Regions from separate parts of the Homo sapiens genome. Here region 2 is linked to region 1. Evidence: chromatin contacts called from ENCODE Hi-C or POLR2A ChIA-PET data. All regions are on one chromosome and are shown on one strand. Each heading gives the region's core, a stretch centred on a gene start or an enhancer-like site at or near the end of the contact. The rest is flanking DNA. Distances are from core to core; before and after follow the strand shown. Region 1 has its middle 22 kb from the start of MLPH. Region 2 overlaps MLPH (melanophilin).

Region 1 (6,368 bases), core at 1,743-4,242:
GGCGGAGCTTGCAGTGAGCCGAGATTGCGCCACTGCACTCCAGAGCCTGGGCGACAGAGCAAGACTCTGTTTCAAAAAAAAAAAAAAAAAAAAAAAAAAAAATCCAAACAATTCCATTAGAAAACGGGCTAAGGACATGAACAGGTATTTCATCAAAGATAATACACAGTTAGCAAATAAGCTCATGAAAAAATGGTCAACACCATTAGCTATTAGGCAGAAGCAACCTGAAACCACAATGAGCTATCACTATGTACCCATAAAAATGGCTAAAATAAAAAATAGTGTGAACACCAAACGTTGGCGAGGATGTAGAGAACCTGGATCACTTATACATTGCTGATATAAATGTAGGATGGTACAGCTCGTCTGGAAAAGAGTACAGCAGTTTCTTACAAAAGTAAACATGCCCTCACCATACGGCCCAGCAATCACACTATTGGGTATTTATTCCAAAAATTCAAAAACTTAGCATTCACACAGAAACTTGTATATAAATGTTCATAGAAGCTTTATTTATATTAATACTAGCCCCCAATGGAAACAACTCAAACGTCCTTCAGCAGGTGAAAGGTTAAACAAACTTTGGTACATCTGTATTTCAAAATACTACTCAGCAATGAAAAGGAAAAGGCCATGGATGCATTCAACAGGTTGGATGGATCTCAGGGGAGTTATGCTGAGTGAAAAAAGGCAGTCTCAAAAAGTCATCTGTTGCATGATTCCATCCATGCAGCATTCTTGTAGTGAAAAATTTATAGAGGTGCAAAATAACAGACTAGCGGTTGCCAAGGGTTAGGGACAGGGAAAGAGGGAGTAGCTGTGGCTATAAGAGAGTAGCATGAGGGATCCTTGTGACAGACCATTCTGTATCTTGACTGTGGTGGTGTCACAAGAATGTACATGTGACAAAATTATATAGAACTAAATACACACACACAAACATACCATGAGCACACGTAAAACTGGTGAAATCCAAACAAGGTCCATGGTCCCTATCAAGATCAATTTTTTGATTGTGACATCGTGCTGCAGTTATGCAAGATGTTGCCATGGAGGAAACCAAGTAAAGGCTATATAAGGTCTCTCTGTATTATTTCTTACAACTGCATGTGCATCTTCAAGTATCTCAAAGTACAAAGTTTAAAAATGGGTTATAAGAGAAATGAAGCCGTGTACACAAATGTTCATATCATAATTGCCCACAGATGGAAACCATGCAGACATCTGTCAATAGGGTGACTAAGTAAACAAATTATGGTATATTCAGACAATGGGATACTACGCTGCAATAAAAAGGAGTAAACTGAAGATTCACAGAGCACCTTGGGTGGATCTCATAGACACTATTCTGAGTGAAAGAAGCCAGACACAGAAGAGTACATAGAATCTGGTTCCATTTATATGAAACTCTAGAGGAGACCAATCTAATTTACAGTTTAGATAGGTAGTTGTCTGCAGCTGGAGGTGGGAGTTTGACAAAGAAAGGGCACGAGGGGACCTTTTTGGGTGATGGAAATGTTCTCTATCTTCAGGGAGGTGGTGGGTACCTGATTTCTTTTTTTTTTGTTTTTTTTTTTTTTTGAGATGAAGTCTTGCTCTGTTTCCCAGGCTGGAGTGCACTGGCGTGATCTTGGCTCACTTCAACCTCCGCCCCCTGGGTTCAAGTGATTCTCCTGCCTCAGTCTCCTGAGTAGCTGGGATTACAGGTGCGTACCACCACACCTGGCTAATTTTTGTATTTTTAGTAGAGACAGGGTTTCACCATGTTGGTCAGGCTGGTCTCAAACTCCTGACCTCGTGATCCGCCCGCCTCGGCCTTCCAAAGTACTGGGATTACAGGCGTGAGCAACTGTACCTGGCCAGGACCATGTTTTTATGCATTTGTTGAAACTCATCAAAATGTATACTTCATGTACATAGGTGTACATATTTGTCAAAATTCATTGAAATGTATGTTTAAAATGAGTGCAGTTTTTGGATACAAATTATATCTGATTAAAAAGAATAGGTTATCCAAAATTCAAGCAGAAGGTTTTTGGCCCTGTTGCTAGCCCTGGTTACAAATGTCAGTGTTAGAACATAGTTTCCCATGTTCCATTGACGACTGGATGAGATTTATCTCTTCAAAGATTTCTCTGTGTTTTGTAGATAAGTTAACTCATCCCAGCTGGGCCCTAACAAGCCCATCCACTGTGTCTCATGTGGTTAATGATCTATTTAAAAGTGTCCACGGGGAAGAGACTTTTGGCACTGGAATTATATACATCAGTTTTTTGAGGTTAGGCCCTATTCTTGTTTATGTCTCAACTCAAGCGGAGTTCCTTTAGGATGAAATCAAGATGTAATTTAGATGATGTTTTACTAAAGAGTAGCTTGCTGTGGCGGCTATGGCGTGCCCCGCTTGGATCTCCCTCCAAGAAAGAACTTGCTGGAAAGCTGGAGGAGTGTGTTAGCCAGTGTAACTGCCGGAGGGGTTCTTCCTGTTCCCTGCACAAAGAAAGACGATGGCATCGTAGCAAAGAAGGAGTTTAATAGACACGAGGCCGGCCACACTATGTGGGAGACGGAGTTAGTACTCAAATCATTCTCCTCCAAAGCTCCTAGGTTAAGGGTGTTCAAAGGCAGTTTGGGGGAAGGGGGCGGAGGTGGCCAGGGTTGCTGCTGATCGGTTGGGGTGGCGATGAAATCAGAGGGGTTGAAGCTGCCCTCCTGTGTGCTGCATTGCTTCCGGGTGGGGCCACGGGAGTGGGGTTTGGGGGTCCAGGTGGAGCCAGGGGTATCAGACATGAAAAAAAAAACACCAAACCCTGAAAAGGTATCTCCAAAGGCCAATCTACAATACAATCTGCAGGAGTAATTGCGGAAGTTGCATATCCTATAACCTCCTGAATAATTGCTCGCCATTCTGAGTAACATGATGAAATCTTGTGCCATACAGCTCCACCCCACTGTGGATGTGAATCATCTCCTTGTCCAGCACATCCAGCCTGTGTGTGCTACCCCCGACCCGTGACTCAGTTGGTAGCCATCTACGTTATCAGATCGACTATTGCTGTGTCGCAGTGCTTGTAAACCCCATTTTACTTAATAATGGCCCCAAAGCAAGAGTAGTGATGGCGGCCTGTTTTTATAATTGTTCTATTTTATTATTAGTTATTGCTGTTAATCTCATATTGTTCCTAATTTATAAATTAAACTTTATCATAGGTATGTATATATAGGAAAAAAACATAGTATGTATAAGGTTTGGTACTATCTGCGATTTCAGACATCCACTGGCGTCTTGGAATGTACCCCCCTTGGATAAAGAGGTCTACTCTATTTCAAATAGAGGACGCGATACAGAGAGGCATTTCCACAGGTGGTGGAAAGAGATGAGAAGCTAAATGCAGACAGAACAGGCAATGAAGACAATAGCAAGAACAGGAAGTTCCTCGCTTCTCAGGCCTGGAGGGATAAAGCAGGAGAAGATGCAGTAGAAGATGCAGTAGAATCCAGGACCTGGGGCTGCCTGGAGGAAGTTGGAGTCATTGCAGGCATGTCTGGGGGCAGCTAGAACTCCAGAGGGGTGCATCAGGGGAGCTGGAGCTATGGGGGAGATGCAGCCACTGCCTCAAGTGCTACCTAAGCAGAGAGGCACACACACACACGCACACACACACACACCACACACACACACCACACACACACCTCACACCCCCCCACACCCCCGCACACACCACACACAACCACACACACACACCACACACACCTCACACACCCCCCACACATACCCCACTCACACACCACACACACCACACACACACCACACACACACACCACACACACACCACACACACACACCACACACACACCACACACACGCCACACACACGCCACACACACACCACACACACCACACACACACACCACACACACCACACACACACCCCAGACACACACACCCCACACACACACACCACACACACAGACAGAGAGACAGAGAGAGAAACACCCCGACCTTCTCCCTGCCTGTCCCCCTCCAGTCTTCCACCAGTGCCTGCCCTGTCTAAACTTACCGAGAAGCTAGGAGACAGTGGGGCCTGGGAACCGTATTTTCCTTCAGTGCAGAGCAGAAGAAGGAAAGGTCAGGATATGAATCTGAAAGAAAACAGGGAAACGACACAGGTGCTTTTTCCAAAACTTCATTTCTGTGAATTCACTAAAAATATCATTAGGATTCCAGCCAGGTGGCTGGATGGATAGGTGGAGAGATGGATTGAAACGTGATAAAGGAAATGTGCAGTGAAATATTAATGGCAGAATCCTGATGATGAGATTCTTGCAATTTTGCTGTATGGTTGGGCATTTTCATAATAAAATATTGTTTAAAATAAATGTAGGTAGAATTTTTATCTTTCAATGGAAAGAGACAGGCAAGCCTCTGGCATAGGCACTTCTTGAGGGAGCACAGTTGTACAGCCTTTTCTTTCTCTCTCTCTCTATATATATATGTAATACTTTAAGTTTTAGGGTACATGCGCACAATGCACAATGTGCAGGTTTTTTACATATGTATACATGTGCCATGTTGGTGTGCTGCACCCATTAACTCGTCATTTACATTAGGTATATCTTTTAATGCTACCCCTCCCCACTCCCCCCACCCTACAACAGGCCCCAGTGTGTGATGTTCCTCTTCCTGTGTCCAAGTGTTCTCATTGTTCAATTCCCACCTATGAGTGAGAACATGCGGTGTTTGGTTTTTTGTCCTTGCGATAGTTTGCTGAGAATGATGGTTTCCACCTTCATCCACGTCCCCACAAAGACATGAACTCATCATTTTTTATGGCTGCATAGTATTCCATGGTGTATATGTGCCACATTTTCTTAATCCAGTCTATCGTTGGACATTTGGGTTGGTTCCAAGTCTTTGCTATTGTGAGTAGTGCCACAATAAACATATGTGTGCATGTGTCTTTATAGCAGCATGATTTATATTCCTTTGGGTATATACCCAGTAATGGGATGGCTGGGTCAAATGGTATTTCTAGTTCTAGCTCCCTGAGGAATTGCCACACTGTCTTCCACAATGGTTGAACTAGTTTACAGTCCCACCAACAGTGTAAAAGTGTTCCTATTTCTCCACATCCTCTCCAGCACCTGTTGTTTCCTGACTTTTTAATGATCGCCATTCTAACTGGTGTGAGATGAAATCTCATTGTGGTTTTGATTTGCATTTCTCTGATGGCCAGTGATGATGAGCATTTTTTCATGTGTCTGTTGCCTGCTTAAATGTCTTCTTTTGAGAAGTGTCTGTTCATATCCTTATGATAAGCCCACTTTTTGATGGGGTTGTTTGTTTTTTTCTTGTAAATTTCTTTCAGTTCTTTGTAGATTCTGGATATTAGCTCTTTGTCAGATGAGTAGATTGCAAAATTTTTCTCCCATTCTGTAGGTTGCCTGTTCACTCTGATGGTAGTTTCTTTTACTGTGCAGAAGCTCTTTAGTTTAATTAGATCCCATTTGTCAATTTTGTCTTTTGTTGCCATTGCTTTTGGTGTTTTAGACATGAAGTCCTTGCCCATGCCTATGTCCTGAATGGTAATGCCTAGGTTTTCTTCTAGGGTTTTTATGGTTTTAGGTCTAACATTTAAGTCTTTAATCCATCTTGAATTAATTTTTGTATGAGGTGTAAGGAAGGGATCCAGTTTCAGCTTTCTACATATGGCTAGCCAGTTTTCCCAGCACCATTTGTTAAATAGGGAATCCTTTCCCCATTTCTTGTTTTTGTCAGGTTTGTCAAAGATCAGATGGTTGTAGATGTGTGGTATTATTTCTGAGGGCTCTATTCTGTTCCATTGGTCTATATCTCTGTTTTGGTACAAGTACCATGCTGTTTTGGTTACTGTAGCCTTGTAGTATAGTTTGAAGTCAGGTAGCGTGATGCCTCCAGCTTTGTTCTTTTGGCTTAGGACTGACTTGGCAATGTGGGCTCTTTTTTGGTTCCATATGAACTTTAAAGTAGTTTTTTTCCAATTCTGTGAAGAAAGTCATTGGTAGCTTGATGGGGATGGCATTGAATCTATAAATTACCTTGGGCAGTATGGCCATTTTCATGATATTGATTCTTCCTATCCATGAGCATGTAATGTTCTTCCATTTGTTTGTATCCTCTTTTATTTCATTAAGCAGTGGTTTGTAGTTCTCTTGAAGAGGTCCTTCACATCCCTTGTAAGTTGAATTCCTAGGTATTTTATTCTCTTTGAAGCAATTTTGAATGGGAGCTCAGTCATGATTTGGCTCTCTGTCTGTTATTGGTTCATAAGAATGCTTGTGATTTTTGCACATTGATTTTGTATCCTGAGACTGCTGAAGTTGCTTAT
Region 2 (5,612 bases), core at 772-3,271, 37 kb before region 1:
GGACAGAACCGGCGGCCTCCAACAGAGTGGAGGTCATGCAGGGGGCCCTTCTGCAAGGCTGAGGGCTGGCCGTGGGGCAGTGGCTCCCGTCCAACTGCTGCCATTTCAGAGCTCCACCAACTCCATGGCTTAAAACAATGCAAATGCTGGTCAGTTGCGGTGGCTCACACCTGTAATCCCAGCACTTTGGGAGGCCAAGGTGGGTGGATCACCTGAGGTCAGGAGTTCGAGACCAGCCTGGCCAACATGGTGAATCCCCATCTCTACTAAAAATACAAAAAATCAGCCCCGTGTGGTGGTGGGCACCTGTAATCCCAGCTACTTGGGAGGCTGAGACAGGAGAATCGCTTAAACCCAGGAGGTGGAGGTTGCAGTGAGCTGAGATTGCGCCACTGCACTCCAGCCTGGGCAGTAAGAGCAAAACTCCACCTCAAAAAACAAAATAAAATAAAATAAACACAATACAAAAACAATGCAAATGCATTACCTGACAGCTCTGGAGGGCAGAAGTTTGACTCAGGATTCATTGAGCTAACATCAAGGTGTCGGCAGGATTGTGGCACCTCCTGGAGCCCCCAGAGGGGAATCTGCTCTCTGGCAGTTTAGCTTCTTGAGGGCTTCAGGTATGTGGGCTCCTGGCCCCTTTCTCCATCTTCAAAACCAGCCATCCCTTCTGCTTCTAAGGCCCCTGTGATGATATTAGGCCCGCCCAGGGAACCCGGGATCATCTCCCAGGTCCAGGCCAGCAGGTGGGCAGCCTAAAATGCATAATCCCATTTCTGTATAGCCTCACGAATTCAGAGGTTCTTGGGGTTGGGAAGTAGACATCTTTTTGGGGGGGATTATTCTGCTTACCACCGGTAAGCATCCCCACAGCCTGTAGGGGAAAGCGTGTGAGGTCAGATTGTACTCCCAGGCAAGTGGAACAGATCCTCAAAGACAAAATCCACACTCCATGCCATGCCTGAGAAAACAGCCTGAGGACAGACCCCAGGTAATGGAGAAATGATTCCTGAGGGTGACCCTGAGTTGGGGACTGGAGCACAAAAGATCCAGTGAGTCACAGGATCCAGGGGCCAAATGACTGAAAGCGTGGCAACCAAAGTAAACCTCACGTCAGGGCTAACGGCTGGCAGAGGACGGAAAGACGGCAGCATTGCTGAGGAGCAGCACCGGGGACCCAGGCTCCTCATCCTGGGAACGCGTGTCGGGAATTACCACGAGGGAGCTGGAAACTCACTCAAGTTCCTGGAGATCCTCTAAAGGGGAAGACCAAGATGACGATAAAAAAGATGAAGAGGAAGTGAGTGGTGATGTGAGAACGGCAGGCGCTGAGAGACGGAGCCTCAGAGTATCTCCTAAAACATCTCAGACCAATGTTCCCCTCCAGGCCCTGCCTTGGCAGCGGAGTCCCTGTTTTAGCCCCTATTTTTTTCATCTCTAGAGTTGCCTGTGTCCGTGATTCCAACTAGTCCGGCTAAGGGTGATTTCAAATTCCTTATGATCAAAAAAATGGATTTTTATTATTTATTTATGTATTTATTTTTGAGATGGAATTTCGCTCTGCTGCCCAGGCTGGACTGAAGTGGTGTGATCTTGGCTGACTGCAACCTTTGCCCCCCGGGTTCAAGCGATTCTCCTGCCTCAGCCTCCTGAGTAGCTGAGACAACAGGCGCCTGCCATCATGGCTGGCTAATTTTTGTATTTTTAGTAGAGATGGGGTTTCGCCATGCTGACCAGGCTGGTCTCGAACTCCTGACCTCAGGTGAACCACCTGCCTCGGCCTCCCAAAGTGCTAGGGTTACAGGCATCAGTCACCGAGCCTGGTCAAAAAAAAATTTTTTTTAAAGCAAGCCACGGTTTGCCCGTGTCTCATACTAGGAGACCCTTCACAGATTCTCTCTGAACCTCCTCTGTTTGCAGAGATCACAAATCCACGTCACCACCTATTTGCCTTTCCAGGGCAGGTTGGCAGTCCTAATATTTGATTTGTAGGCTGTGTCCTTTAAAACAGGGTGTTCCGTTTGGGCTTCAGCCTTTCCCCCAGGGCATGAGTCACCCAAGTCCGGCTATGCATGGTCTCCTAGTTCTTCCTGGGTTTGGAGAATATCCATTAATTTCTACCATAACCACAGCTGAGGGGCTACCCTAACAAATGCAGAAAGCAGTTACTGGGAGAACTTGACACAAGCATGATACAAAGCAAGACACAAATCAGCACCAATGCAAGCTCCAGGGTGCCCAGGAGGAGGCCTGCTCCTTTTGTGCACAGCCCCAGGTCCCTTGGGTCCAGGACAGGGATGGGTGCCTAAGAAGTTCTGGGCTCTTCTGGGGACAGAAGGAGTTAAAAGCTGTGACTATTAACCAATGTTCCCTTCAAGAAGGTTTACTTTGGCCCTACTTTGTATTTGTAGAACATTAAAAAATAATAACATGTGATAATCTTTTCTGTACTTAAAACCTTCTTAATACCCAAGTGATATGAATGAATCTAAAACACTCAAGATGAGAGCACTCTGAGGACCACTTCTATGGAACTCACCACCAGATTACAGGAAAACAGGGACAATGGAACTTTGGTGCAAACATCACGAGGATATCCTCAGCTAACTCCAGACTGTGAAAAATTCCACAAAAGTAAACAGCTAGCTTTCTTCTACACATAAGCTTCAAATTAAAAAAACAGAGCTGAAAAGAGATCTTACAGATTCAAAGAGACTTAAAAGATACAGCAAGCAAGTGTAAGGTCTGGACATTATTTGGAGATGAGCGGAAAAGTTTTAACACACATTAGATATTTAAGGAATTAGATCTAATTATTTTATTTATTATTATTATTATTTTTTGAGGAGTGCAGTGGCGCGATCTCAGCTCATGCAACCTCCGCCTCCCAGGTTCAAGCAATTTTCTTGCCTCAGCCTCCTGAGTAGCTGGGATTACAGGCACCTGCCACCATGCCTGGCTAATTTTTTTGTATTTTTTTTTTTTTTTTTTTTTTTTTAGTAGAGACGTGGTTTCACTATGTTAGCCAGGCTGGCCTCGAACTCTTGACCTCAGGTGATCCACCCTCTTCGGCCTCTCAAAGTGCTGGGATTACAGGTGTGAGCCACTGTACCTGGCCTAGAGTGAATTATTTTAGATGTAATATATATTTATGGGGGAAATAGGAGATGAGAGGAACAATAATACGAGACAATACACCAATACACAGCAAGCTCTCACTCACTGCAGATAGACCCGCGAATGCTAAAAGTAAACATTTACCAGATATTCATCACAGCTGGGTAACCCGCCCCAGACTCAGTTTCTCACTTGTGCATGGGGCCAGTAAAAGTAACCACATCACAGGGGTGTCTGAGGGTTAAAGGAGACAATAGAGATGAAGCTGAAAGAGGTCATCATCCAATGTGAGCCCAGAGAGCTGTGGAGTCGTTCCATGGTCAGTACTGTGCTGGGGGCTGGTGACACAGCGCCAAAGCAGCAGAACCCTCATGGGGCTTAGATGCCGGCAGGGATAAGACACTAACAAGGAAATGACTCACTGGGCATTGGAGAAGCGCTAAGGAGGAAATGGAGGAGGGAGTGAGGTCCCACGGTGAGCAGGGGTGAGGAGGGCGAATTTCATCGTAAATGTGATGGAAGCTCTGTGGGGGTTATGAGCCGGGGGATGACCTGATCCACATTTTTAAGGCATGAGTCTGGGGGATGTGGGGAGAATGGACAACAAGACGGTGAGGGTGGAGGGAGAGAAGAGTAAGTGTGTGTGTGGGGTGGATTCCTGTGGTGTCCACAAGAAAGACAGTGTGGCGTGACCTGAGGCTGGCATTGAGGGCGGTGAGCAGTGGCTGTATTGGTTGAGCCACGGGACTGGCTGAGTGTGGGGTGTGGGGTGAGAGGGAAGGAGCAGAGACAGCCATGAGTCCTGGGAACTTAACTTTGGCAACAGCCTGCATCCAAGATGGGGATGGGGTGCTTGGAGGTGGAGGAGAAATCACAACTTCTGTTTTGGACATGCTGGGACAGAGATGTCAGTGGAACACTTTGGCCGCAGTGTCGTGCAAGCCTTTGCCTACAAAAGTCAGAGTTCAGAGGATGTGTCTCTGATGTGGGTGTAAACTTGGGACTCATTGTTTAGATGTGTTGTCTAGCTGCTGTAGTAGCTCCTAGCTGCTAGGGCACATGCAGCTATTTACGTTTAAATTAATTAAAATTGAATACGATTAAAACTTTTTTTCCCCAGTTGCATTAGCCACACTTCTGGTGCTCCATAGCCTTGGGTGGCTAGTGGCTGCCACATGGGTCATGCAGATACGAACATTTCCATCACTGTAGAAAGTTCCATCAGGCAGTGCTGGTCTAGAACTCATTTAAAACCTTGGGGCTGGACAAGGTCACTGGAGAAGTGAGTGACACAGAGCAGAGAAGAGAGTTGAGGCCAGGGCCCTCGACCCTGCGAAAGGGAATATTTAAAGAGTCCAAGAAGTTCCAGCAAAGGAGACAGAGAAGGGACTAGACTCCAACACACGACGTAGAGCCACATCCAGAGAGGGCTCAATGAGTGCTGAGCTTCTGCTACCATTATTGGATTTTTCTACGTATTTTTTTAAAAAAGTAAAATCTGGCTAAGTGTAGTGGCTCACATCTGTAATCCCAGCACTTTGAGAGGTTGAAGTGGGAAGATCACTTGAGCCCAGGAGTTCAAGACAAGCCTGGACAACATAGAGAGACCCCATCTCTACAAAAAATTTAAAAAATTAGCTAGGTGTGGTGATGCATGCCTGTAGTCTCAGCTTCTCAGGAGACTGAGGTGGGAGGGTTACTTGAGCCTGGGAGGTCGAGGCTGCAGTGAGCCATGATCACGCCACTGCACTCCAGCCTGGGTAACAGAGCAAGACCCTGTCTCACAAAACAAACAAAAAAAAAGTAAAATGGGATAAAATTACATTTTCACAACTTGCTTTTTCTACTGGACAATGTCTTGTGAACTATTAATGTCAATTTATTTCTATCATTATTTTCATTGGGTGCTGAGCAACCTATTGTTAAATCCGTTGTTAAATTTGGTATTTAACCAAAGCCTGAACATTTGGACATTAGGGTCTTTCTAGTTCTTCTCTCCTGTAACCCTTGTCTGATTCTCTCCTTATGATGACTTCCAGCAGAGGACCTGCTGGCTCAACAGGTGAGCATACTTTTAAGACTTTTGCTACCTTAGTCCAAATGGGCCTCTGCAAAGATCTGATATGGTGGCCACTAACCACATGTGGCCATCAAAAACCTGCAATGTGACTAATAAGACTGAAGAGCTAAATTTTATTTAATTATAATTTTATTTTATTTAATTATAATTAATTTTAATAGCCACTAGTGGCTAGTAACTTCTGTCCTGGACAGTGCAGCCTTAGGTCTATTTATATGATGATTTAACAGGGCTATGTATATATTTTTCTTTATCTTCATCAATATGAGGTGTCAGGGCGAGGCTAGTGAACACTCTGCCGTGAAGCAGTTTAAATCACACAGGATTTATCTGTTCTTTGACCATTTAAAAGATCCATCCATGAAAGCATATGGACGAAACCCTCCGGGAAGATCTGTCATTGGCAATTTAT

The links. Hi-C counts contacts between places; a loop is a spot of excess contacts on that map. ChIA-PET counts read pairs that join two places held with the same protein, here RNA polymerase II (POLR2A). Pooled maps may share reads with other maps.
Region 2: a pooled map shows a loop between it and region 1 (2.0-fold over the local background). The contact joins two enhancer-like sites. A Hi-C loop is called at or near these places in 10 of 168 maps with a recorded cell type or tissue (Caco-2, Calu3, HCT116 and 7 more) and 13 of 50 pooled maps. POLR2A ChIA-PET finds 5 or more read pairs at or near these places in 14 of 52 experiments (A549, AG04449, AG04450 and 10 more).

Annotation. Positions count from the first base shown.
Region 1 is chr2:237,462,300-237,468,667 of GRCh38, reverse strand. No RefSeq gene overlaps it. Among named protein-coding and RNA genes, the nearest start is that of MLPH, 22 kb to the left of the region's middle. Within about 2 kb of position 2,992, at least 5 of the 41 ENCODE cell types and tissues checked have a DNase peak (open chromatin) inside an H3K27ac peak, as active enhancers do; they include IMR-90, PC-3 and PC-9, where a contact is called at or near this core.
Region 2 is chr2:237,499,054-237,504,665 of GRCh38, reverse strand. All of the region lies in intron 2 of MLPH (melanophilin), which reads right to left. Among named protein-coding and RNA genes, the nearest start is that of MIR6811, 9.1 kb to the left of the region's middle. Within about 2 kb of position 2,021, at least 12 of the 41 ENCODE cell types and tissues checked have a DNase peak (open chromatin) inside an H3K27ac peak, as active enhancers do; they include IMR-90, PC-3 and PC-9, where a contact is called at or near this core.